Linked DNA regions of Homo sapiens: region 1 is linked to region 2. A link is an interaction called in ENCODE POLR2A ChIA-PET data of the cell type or tissue named here. Cell type or tissue: A673. All regions are shown on one strand. Links, peaks and the distances in the headings refer to the core of each region. The heading gives the core; the rest is flanking DNA. Region 1 overlaps FZR1 (fizzy and cell division cycle 20 related 1). Region 2 overlaps SH3GL1 (SH3 domain containing GRB2 like 1, endophilin A2).

Region 1 (5,357 bases), core at 1-5,000, 860 kb after region 2:
CCCCATCCCTCTCCCCAGTCCCTGGTGACTTCTTTGGCAGGTAAGTTCCTCAATCGTTAAACACAGAGTCTGTCAGTGATGAAAGCTTAGTCCCGTTCTGCTACTAATGTTAAGTGATGATAAAGTTATGTCTACGCAAGAGAAACCCACAGTCACCACATGACCCAGCACTTCCTAGATACACACCCAGGAGAATGGGAAAGGCACAGGAACTGGTACACAAATGCTCACAGACGCACAATTCACAACAGCCAAAAGACGGCAAAATCCTACATACGCATCAACAGGTGAGGGACGAACCAGCGCGGCCCTCCACACGCCAGAACACGACCCAGCCATGAAAGGAGCAAGGCTCTACCCAGGCCACAGCGCGGACACGCCCTGAGGACGTTGCACCCTGTGAGAGACACCAGACACAAAAGACCTGGGAGGGCCCTGGAGGAGGCTGACTCACGGAGACCAGAAGGGCCGAGGCGACACCTGCCTTTTTAGGAAACAGACACCTGAGGCATGCACTGGCTTGCGTCACCAGGTAGGGACAGACCCATGCGGGTTTGGTGCTGCTCCTGTCATCCCGAGCACCACTCTGTCCTGAGATACTGAGGCGGTTGGCCTGATTGCCACCTCCACAGCTCCAGGTGGCCTCTGACGAGCTCCCGGCCTGGGGTTGGAGATAGGATCAACCGCAGGGCTGTTTCTTCTGCAAGAGCCCGCAGGCAGCGCTGACTGGGCCCGCAGTCAAGGGACGCATGTGGTCCCTGGCTCGGCCACATGGGGCCAGTCAGGCTCTGAGGGACAAGAGCATGCAGCCCACAGTCCTGTGGTAGTGGGTTTTCGTGGCTTATCTCGTGTCCCCTCTGCAAGGCCTCATGGACGGGTGCCAGCGCCCACCGCCTGTGCAGATGAGGACACGAAGGCAGAGTGCAGGGCAGCAATGCCCACGACCACATAGAAGGCCCAGGGTTCTCTACATGGCTCAGCCCAAAGCACATGGGCCCAAAGGGTGGCCCACGCGGCCACAGAGCAATGGCCAGCAGCTCTCCCTCCTTCCAGCCTGCCCCCTACTGGGGCCAGGTCATGTCACCAGCCTCCTCCCCATCCCCTTCTCCCTCGCCCAGAATGGCCTCTCCCCACCCACAGTCCCCACCGGTTCTCCACAGGGCACAGCTGCCTCCCGCAGCCCCAAAGGCCCATGTGTCCCCACCACACCCGACCACTCCTGGGCCAGCACTGGCCATCCCAGGACGAGGAGAGGCCTAAGCATCTGTCCCCAGTGAAGACAGCCTCTGGGGGACAATTTCCCGAGCCTGGAGCCAGAGGGTCTATAGAGACCTGAGCCCCAGGAAAGGTGTGGGTGTGGGGCCCCCCGGGACTGATTTGCAGATGAACAGGGAATCTACGCAGATCCTGAGCCCCACGAGAGCTGTGGGTGTGGGGCCCCCCGGGACTGATCTGCAGATGAACAGGGAATCTATGCAGATCCTGAGCCCCAGGAGAGCTGTGGGTGTGGGGCCCCCCGGGACCGATTCACAGATGAAGGGGGATCTACACAGATCCTCCAGCACTTACAGAAAGGAAACCGCGGAGCAGAGACCACTTGCAAAGGCAGTACTGTGGCATGAAAACCCCACCCTGGGGGCAGGGGCTCCTGGGGGAGTCTCCGTCGGAAGTGCAGTGCTCAGTCCAGGCTGTGCAGAGGTGGTGCGTGCAGCCACAGAGGACGTCAGCTGTGGCCATGGTTGGGGAGGACAGCTGGAAACATCGGCTTCACAGGCAGCATTGCCCAGACAGTAGCTTGTACCCCTTGGCACACCAAAAACCAGGCAGGACCCGAACACTGAGCTTCAGAGCAGGGGTGAGGGAGCCCCTGCTCAGACTCCAAGAGTCCCAGAGCCAAGCGGCGAGGAACTTGTTCAAGTCCAGCAAATCTGAGACCAGAGGGAGGCCAGCCCTCCGCCCTCCTTGGGGTAGATCAGCCACCACCGTCGGCTCCATGCAGGTCGCCCAGCACTGGCGGCTTCACAAGCCCCATGCAGCCAGCAGGCGACTCACCACGTAGACGCGGCTGCCGCAGGGCAGAGACGATCCGGACTGCCAGGGGCGTAGGGTCCTGACCCCAGGACCTGTGCCTAGGCCACCTTGCAGGGCAGCAGGGACTCTGCAGGTGTGACTGAATGTTTCAGAGGGTGGCAGGTGTGGACGGGGCTTCCCCAGACACTTATGCTCCCCACGGTCCTGGAGGCCCTCTCTCTGCCCAGCCTCGCATGGGGGGCCCTGCCCTCTCTCTTTCCTCTCTGTGCCCCCACGGCCCCTGACTTCTGACAGCCCCATCCTGTGTTGGATGTGGTGGGGAGGGTCATTCATTGACCAACACACATGAACAGAGCCCTCCCAATGACAGGGCCACAGCCCCACCCACCCACTGGAGTGAGCTCCCTACCAGAGGAGGTAGTGGGAGAAAATCAAGCTGGTGGAGAAGCATTCCAGGTGGTGGCATGTGCTGCCAGGAAACACTTTTTTTTATGGAGACAGGGTCTCTCGCTCTGTCGCCCAGGCTGGAATGCAGTAGTTTGATCATGGTTCACTGCAGCCTCCACCTCCTGGGCTCCAGCTATCTTCCTACCTCAGCCTTCTGAGTAGCTAGGACCAGAGACATGCACCACCATGCCTGCTAAAGGAAGTACATTTGTAAAAGTGGCCCCCAACAACTAGCTGCCAAAGTAAAAGCAAGATGGACAACGGCACCAGCAGACTTCAAATCCCAGCACAGGACAGTCTCCCCAAGACCTGGCACCTCGCAGAGGGACCCATGGGCACAGGAGCGCGGGCACAAGCGGAACGGCTCCAGGACTGTATTCCATGCCAGCACTGCCCCTGCTCCAGATCTGACTTTGCAGGTGGGGCCCAGCCCTTCCCGTGTCCTGGTGGGAGCCTTTGTGGCTTCTGTACTTTCAGCACCCTTGGCTAGGCCTTCTCCAACAATGGAAAAACTTTGTAATGCAAATCTTACTCGTTAAAGAACTTAGCTGCCAGGTACAGCAGGAGGATACCAGGAGTTTGAGATCAGCCAACATGGCGAGACCCCGTTTCTACAAAAAATACAAACAGAGGCACTGTGGGGGGCTGAGGTGGACAGATCACCTGAGCTCAGGAGTTCGACACCAGCCTGGCCAACATGGTGAAACCTCGTCTCTACTAAAAAATAAAAATTAGCTGGGCATGGTGGCATATGCTTGTAATCCTAGCTACTAGGGAGGCTGAGGCAGGTGAATCACTTGAACCTGGAAGGCGGAGGTTGCAGTGAGCAGAGATCGTGCCACTGCACTCCAGCCTGGGTGACACAGTGAGACTCTGTCTCAAAAAAAAAAAAAAAAAAAAAGAAAGAAACAGTTAGCTGGGTGTGGTGGCATACATCTGTAGTCCCAGGACTCAGGAGGCTGAGGTGGAGGCTGCAGTGAGCTGAGATCGCACCACTGCACTCCAGCCTGGGCAACAGTGCAAGACACTGTCTCAGGAAGGAAAAAAAAAAAAAAAGAACTTTGTTTAGTTACAAATCACAGCATTTCAGATGACCCTTTTTTGTTTATCTTGTTTCACACAGAGACCTTGGTGATGCAATTCATTTCCAGAGACCTAAGTGTGGACAAACAGGAGCGCCCTGGAGTTTTTATCTTTTTAAAATTTTTATTCATTTATTTTTCTGAGATAGAGTCTCACTCTTTTTGCCCAGGCTGGAGTGCAGTGGTGCAATCTCGGCACACTGCAACCTCTGCCTCCCGGGTTCAAGCAATTCTCCTGCCTCAGCTTCTCAAGTAGCTGGGATTACAGGCACTCACCACCACACCCAGCTATTTTTTTGTATTTTTAGTAGAGAGGGGGTTTCATCATGTTGGTCAGGCTAGTCTTGAACTCCTGACCTCAGGTGATCCACACGCCTCAGCTTCCCAAAGTGCTGGGATTACAGGTGTGAGCCACAGCGCCCAGCCAGGATTTTTATTTTTGAGACCGGGTCTCACTCTGTCACCTAGGCTGGAGAGCAGTGGTGCAATTATGGCTTACTGCAGCCTTTGCCTCCTAGACTCAAGTGATCCTCCTGCCTCAGCCTCTGGAGGAGCTGCGACCACAGGTGTACTCCACCAGACCCAGCCACTTTTTGTATTTTTTGTAGAGATGGAGGCTTCCCATGTTGCCCAGGCTGGTCTCGAACTTCTGGGCTCAAGCAATCTGCCTGCCTCTGCCTCCCAGAGTGCTGGGGTTACAGGTGTGAGCCACCGCGCCCAGCTGGCATTTTTCCAGAATGAGAGAATGTAAACAAGTGTCACTGGCAGCAGCGGTGGTAACCGCGTGCACTGAGGCACTTGCTGGCAGAGTCTGGTTGTGATTGGCTAAAATATCATCCCCCACTTCCCCAGAACACTGATGCTGCCCTGAAGTCAGCACTGAAAGCAAATACACCGGGCGCCAGCTGCAGCTGCACACGGCCCCTGGCACACATCGCTGCCCAGCAGCACATGGCTGCACCTGACAAGCCCTCCGGGGCAACAGAGACGCCGTGAGCCAATGGCCCAAACGTTGCCAGGTGGGCAGCAGCTGTCAGTCTACTGGCCACACAACTCACTCAACGCTGCCCAAGGCTGGTGGGCAAAACCACAGGGCCCAGGCCTGCCCAGCAGCCTGAGACCCAGCTCCTGTCTGTCCCTGCAGTGAGGGCAGGGGTGCACAAGACGGGTGTGCAGACTGTCTTCCCACCTCCGAGATCTGGAGGGTCCTGTATCCCGGGCCTGGGGCCTCCCGGGGCACCTCACCTGGACACTTGCCCGGTGCTGCTAGCGGTGCTCAGCTCAGCTCCGGGACCCCCAGCGACCCCTCTAAGCCCCTCGCTCAGCTGCGCTGCAGGAAGAACAAAATCCAGGAGCCATAAGAGGCATGGCTGTGGAATTCAACACCGGGAAAATTGGGAGTCCGCAGGGCAGACACACCACCAACACAGTTAAAAAACAGATGACAAACTGAGGGAAGCACCTGCCACCCACAGGAGAGCCCAAAGTAGCAAAGGACACCAACAAACCGCACTGGGAAAGGACCAGTCCTCCCTCGCAGTCAGGAGCTGCCAATCCAACCGAGGACACCACCCTCCCGCCCGTCAGACGGTGGGGGAGGCTGTGGGCTGGGGGACTCGGCCTCACCATCCCAGGCGTGGGGAGAGACAGCCACACGCACTCATGGTTGGCAGAAGCTGCAAACTGCTACGGCTTCAAAGGAAGGCAATTTGGCAACTGCTTCCAAAATTTAAAAAATGCACATCCTCTGTGATGCGGTATTTCTACTTCTAAGAATTTATCCTTAGAAACTCAGCA
Region 2 (5,361 bases), core at 284-5,283:
TAATATGTCGTTGAAGACGTCGTGTGTGGCTGTAAGTCACTAGGTTTGTGGCGATTTGTTGTGGTCATCGAGACCATCCTGGCTAACATGGTGAAACCCCGTCTCTACTAAAAAATACAAAAAATTAGCGGGGCGTGGCGGCGGGTGCCTGTAGTCCCAGCTACTCGGGAGGCTGAGGCAGGAGAATGTTGTGAACCCGGGAGGTGGAGCTTGCAGTGAGCCAAGATCGCGCCACTGCACTCCAGCTAGGCAACAGAGCGAGACTCTGTCTCAAAAAAAAAAAAAAAAAAAAAAGGCGTGTGGGGGGTGACAGAGAGGCGGGGGAAATGAAGAGAGGCAGAGGGGGTGGAGAGGGACAGGGGAGACAGAGGCAGGGGAGACGGAGGCAGGGTAGACAGAGAGAGGCAGGGGGAACAGAGAGAGGCAGGGGGACAGAGACGGGAGACAGAGAAGCAGGGGGACAGAGAGGCGGGGGAGACAGAGGCAGGAGAACGGAGAGAGGCAGAGGGGACAGAGAGATGGGAGACAGAGGTAGGGGGACAGAGAGGCAGAGGGGACAGAGAGAGGGGAGACAGAGGTAGGGGGACAGAGAGAGGCAGAGGGGACAGATGGGAGACAGGCAGAGGGGACAGAGAGAGGCAGAGGGGACAGAGAGACGGGAGACATAGGGGGACAGAGAGAGGCAGAGGGGACAGAGGGAGACGGGAGACAGAGGTAGGGGGACAGAGAGAGGCAGAGGGGACAGAGAGAGATGGGAGACAGAGGCAGAGGGGACAGAGAGAGATGGGAGAGAGAGGCAGGGGGACAGAGAGAGTCAGGGGAGACAGAGGCAGGGGAACAGAGAGGCAGGGGGATAGAGAGAGGCAGGGGGACAGAGGCAAAGGGGACAGAGAGAGGGGACAGAGAGAGGCAGGGGGACAGAGAGGCTGGGGGAACAGAGAGAGGGAGAGGAGGCCGGTGGGGAAACAGAGTTGTTTTTTCCTCTGTTAGCTCTCATCCCTGAAATCAACAAGGAAATAGGACCGGTTCACTTTGCCATGTTGGCTTGAGGTGCCCTGCTAAGAGCTGGGGTTCCATCCAGCCTTCCTTGGCTGTGACACTCTGTGGAACTAATCTTCAACTTCGCAGAAGTTGTTCCCTGGCCTCTGGAATCCCACCTTGGTGACTTAAAAGCTAGTGGACTGATAGAAAATTCAGTCCCCGTTACTTAACTTGGATTTTGAAAACCGTCCCCTCATTCAGGTTTACACAGAACATGCTATTGCCCGTCTAAGCCTGAGGGGACCACACACCCCAGAAACACCAGAGCAGATCATGTTCAAAACCGCCGACTGTCCTGAAGACAGTTGACAATTCATGAGTTTGACGCACGTTTTTTCCAGTCCAAGAGCTGGAGCCAGATACCCACCCGTGACGCCCTCCCACATCTTCCAAACGGGCACTTCCAAACCTTGTCCTGGGCATGTTTCCAAGCCAGCCTCACTGCTGCAGGCTCATGTCATGCCCTCTCTCCTGCGTGCTCCCAGATCCCACCCATCCTTAAAAGCCCACGGCCACGGCCACCTCCTTCCTGCCTCACCCTGGCTCCCTCCCCGCAAGGAGGAAGCGGCCCCTCCCCGCTGGCGTCCTGTCTGTCATAGGGCCTTAGGTTCTTGTGTGTGTGCGAGCCTGGGTTACGTGTCTTTCCTTTTCCACTGTACCTGGCACAGGTAAATACTCATTCAGCCTGACTTGGACCTCAGTGATGGCTCCAGACCGTGGCTTTGAAGAATGGGCAGAATTTGGATGTAGGAAGAAGCAAGGAAAGGAGGGAGAGTTTCCGGTGCAGGGAGAGAGCCCTGCCCTGGGCATCCCTTAGGCAGGTGTTGGAGGGAGGCCCCCAGCACTGGGGCCCCAGCAGCATGGGTCTGCCCTGCCGTGTCCTTCCCCTCCAACCTGAGCCCATGCAGCATCCGTGGGGCCAGTCCTTCCAGGGAAGTGGAAGCCACCCTGGGAGGAGCCTGGCTACCAGACCATGATGGCAGGGTGGGAGAGATTTGAATATTCTTACTGCTCGTAGCTCAGGAAGTGGCAGCACCAGTCCCTTGTCCTTTGGGGCGATGACAACAGAGAAGCAAGCCTTGGGGGGCAGGGCTGCTTTCCCCCCAAAATACAAGTAAGCACAAGGCAGAGCGGCGTGCTTTGTGTTGACGTCGCAGCAGCAGCCATCCTGGCAGTGAGGGGTCACAGTCACGGCCACAGGCTCGCCCATGCACAGAGGCACGTTCTCGAAGGCAGGAAGAGCGTGGGTGTGCAGAGGTGCAGGGAGGGCGGGACATCCCCAGGGAAGGAGTTGCGTTCAGGATGGGCAGCTGTGCCAAGTTCCCAGCTGGTAGGAAGACAGGAATGCAGGTTGATTGGGAAACAGGAGAGAGGGCGCAGCGGCTGTGGCAGCTGCCTGGGGTGTGAGACAGCAGCAGGTGTGTGTCAGGGATGTGGGGAATTTTCTACCAACCTTCTTTTTAAGTTGAGTCATTTTCTCTCTTGGTCCTTTGCTGCTTTATTTTTTTTTTTTTTTTGAGACAGCATCTTGCGCTGTCACCCAGGCAGGAGTGCAGTGGTGTGATCTTGGCTCACAGCAACCCCCACCTGCTGGGTTCAAGAAATTCTCCTGCCTCAGCCTCCCAAGTAGCTGGGATTACAGGCATGAGCCACCATGCCTGGGGTTTCACCATGTTGGCCAGGCTGGTCTTGAACTCCCAATCTCAGGTGATCTGCTTCCTTGACCTCCTAAAGTGCTGGGATTACAGGCATGAGCCACCAAGCCTGGCAGTCCTTTGCTTCTTTCCTCCCGCCCTCGTCCGCCAGTAGAACCTCAGAATTTGTGTCACGGCCATTGACAAATATGTCCCGTGCTGTGAGCATTTTGGAACCGGGACTTGACTCTGTGGCTGATCTGGAGGCGCTCTGGGCGCAACATGAGATTTCGTGCACGATCAGCCAGCTGTAGCCAGTTTTTCCTGGTGTGCGTGGTCCTGTGAGTGCCTCACCAGGGTCCCTTGGAGATGGGTGTGACTCAGGTAAGGTGTGTTCCTTTTCTTCTTCTTCTTAAGGGCCTGCATGAAGCCTCTTGCTCCAGAAAAACTGGGCTCAGAGGCAGTGTCGTGGGGCGGAGGTGAAACCCCTGGCCGGCCCCACACCCATCATTCCTCGGGACTCAGTTGCTCAGTGCACAGTAGCCTAGGATCGTAGGGTGGTGTATGGTTTCTGTTTTTTTTATTTTTATTTTTTGAGAGAGTTTTACTCTTGTTGCCCAGGCTGGAGTACAATGGCGCGATCTCAGCTCACCACAACCTCCGCCTCCCGGGTTCAAGCGATTCTGCTGCCTCAGCCTCCCAAGTAGCTGGGATTACAGGCATGCACCACCATGCCCAGCTAATTTTTGTATTTTTAGTAGAGATGGGGTTTCTCCCTGTTGGTCAGGCTGGTCTCAAACTCCTGACCTCAGGTGATCTGCCCGTCTCGGTTTCCCAAAGTGCTGGGATTACAGGTGTGAGCCACCGCACCTGGCCTGGTGGTGTGTAGTTTCTAAAGCACATCCACGCCTGAGATGGTTGAGAAAACCGAGGCTCAGAGGGGTTTGTGTTCCTGCTCAGAGTCACAGCCCCGAACGGCAGAGCTGGAACCACATCCAGTCCCGGTGTCGCCCATCCAGGCACCCTAATCCCACGTCAGCCTGCTTGCCTCGTGGCGTTACGGCACACCTTTGCTCTGATGTGTTACTGGCACACCTGAGCTCCCGAGGGCAGGGCTGCTTCTTATTTATTTGTTATCTCAACAACTAGTATTTATTATCTCACCATATACTCAGTGACTGACGCCACCTGGGTGCCAGGCCCTGTGCTGCCTCTGCCACCCCTGTCCCTGTGCCTGGCCCTGCTGGCAGGAAGCTTGTGTTTGAGGACAGAGAACTTGGGGTGGGTTGGCGACGAGAGCCTGTCCCGAGTGGTGTCCCTCCAAGGACGATGAGCCACAGCGGGGCAGAAGGGGCCCTGGGAAGCAGGCTGCACCCGCCAGAATCTCCCAGGCCCGGGACCCAAACGCGAGTCTTCAGACAGGAGAGGCTGCAGTCTTCTCGCTGCAGGGGAGATGGTGGGGGGACTCGGGCCATTTGCCTGCTTCCTCTGTGCTGAGGCCGTGGTCAGCAATTCTGAGATTCCCAGCCCGGGTTTCCACCACCGACATCACTGTGTAAGGAGCAGGCAGTGCCTCTGAGCGGCCAGGGGCACCCATGCGCCAGAGCCAGTGCACGTGACCTGGCGAGGGGGCAGGAGTGGCCACTGCAAGGTGACAGCTGCTGGCACCTAATGCTCGCAGAGGGCCCCAGTGCACAGGCGCGGCTGGCTGTGCAGAGCTGCTGACCGCCTCTCACCACCCCCTGCCCTGCCCCGTGCCACCCGGGATGACTTCTGGCCTGGGTGCTTTTGGTAGCCACACCTCAGAAAACCTGTCTTCGTGACTGTGGGCCACCATGGGCATGAGTCACCTGTCACCAGAGCCTGGTGTCCCTGTGTAAGTGTGCCAGATAGGCAGAGGAGACAGGTGAAGGCACATTCCTCAGTGCCCGCTCACAGCTCTGCCCACCACGCATTCTGTAGAGAACCTCAGTGCCCTCCTCCCTGCTGGCAGCCAGGCAGGGATTTAGGCGGTTTCTGTTTGGCCTCCAGTGCTTGCCTCTCCCGTGTCCTATCCGCCCAGACCTCAGACCTGTCACTGTTCCCGGGCATCCTCCTGGATAAGAAACTGCCCAAATGTGGTAGCTGGGTCCCCAGGATGTGAGTCAGGCTAGGCCTGCCTAGCTCACGTTTTGTTCTTTGCAAATTTTCCCAACCTTGCAGCTCTCTGGGGAGGGAGCCAGCTCCAGGCTGGGAATGGGCCTGGCGGCCTCCATCAGTGTCAGCCCAGGTGAACCGTCCACGAGCCACAAAAGGGAAGGTGATGGGAGGAGTATCATCTGGCTGCCTTCCGGGTCACTGCGGGGAGTTGCTGCCCCCGGAGCTTAGCTGCTGTCAAGGGGTGGGATGTGGCGAGGACCCCCAAGAGGTTGCCCGGGGTCCTTTATTCTAGGGCGCTAAGCATTGGAGAGTGCTTCCTGTGTCTGAGACGGGACAGCAGGGGACCCGAAAACAAGCAAGCAAGAGGAATGCGAGGCCCCGTGAGGATAGCAGGAGGGTGGGGCAGCCTTGCAGCCATGGGGACATTTGGATGGACAGAGCCCTGGTGGCTAAGACCCAGCATGGGAAGATCCAGGGAGGCTCAGTGAGGGAGAAGGAACAGCGAGAGCAAAAGCTCTGAGGGGAGATGGGGGGGCCGCCCAGGCAG

The links. Peaks named below come from ENCODE experiments on the same cell type or tissue, not always from the same donor. Only the 100,000 strongest peaks of a DNase experiment are listed, where the experiment ranks them.
Region 1: POLR2A ChIA-PET joins it to region 2 with 6 read pairs; 2 of 35 experiments call an interaction of 5 or more read pairs at or near these places.

Annotation. Positions count from the first base shown.
Region 1 is chr19:3,516,034-3,521,390 of GRCh38, reverse strand. The region is part of intron 1 of FZR1 (fizzy and cell division cycle 20 related 1); the gene reads right to left. LOC124904617 (a long non-coding RNA gene) reads left to right here. Exons shown (of 2, transcript XR_007067099.1): 2 at 288-3,228. Among named protein-coding and RNA genes, the nearest start is that of FZR1, 12 kb to the right of the region's middle. RefSeq lists enhancers at 139-939, 2,543-3,345, 3,626-4,450, 4,451-5,277. In A673, for the core only: no CTCF peak of the experiment used is centred there; no DNase peak of the experiment used is centred there.
Region 2 is chr19:4,376,623-4,381,983 of GRCh38, reverse strand. All of the region lies in intron 1 of SH3GL1 (SH3 domain containing GRB2 like 1, endophilin A2), which reads left to right. Among named protein-coding and RNA genes, the nearest start is that of SH3GL1, 21 kb to the left of the region's middle. RefSeq lists enhancers at 1,957-2,056, 2,107-2,156, 2,617-2,696, 3,682-4,414. In A673, for the core only: no CTCF peak of the experiment used is centred there; a DNase peak (open chromatin) is centred at 2,332; H3K27ac peaks cover 1,738 bases.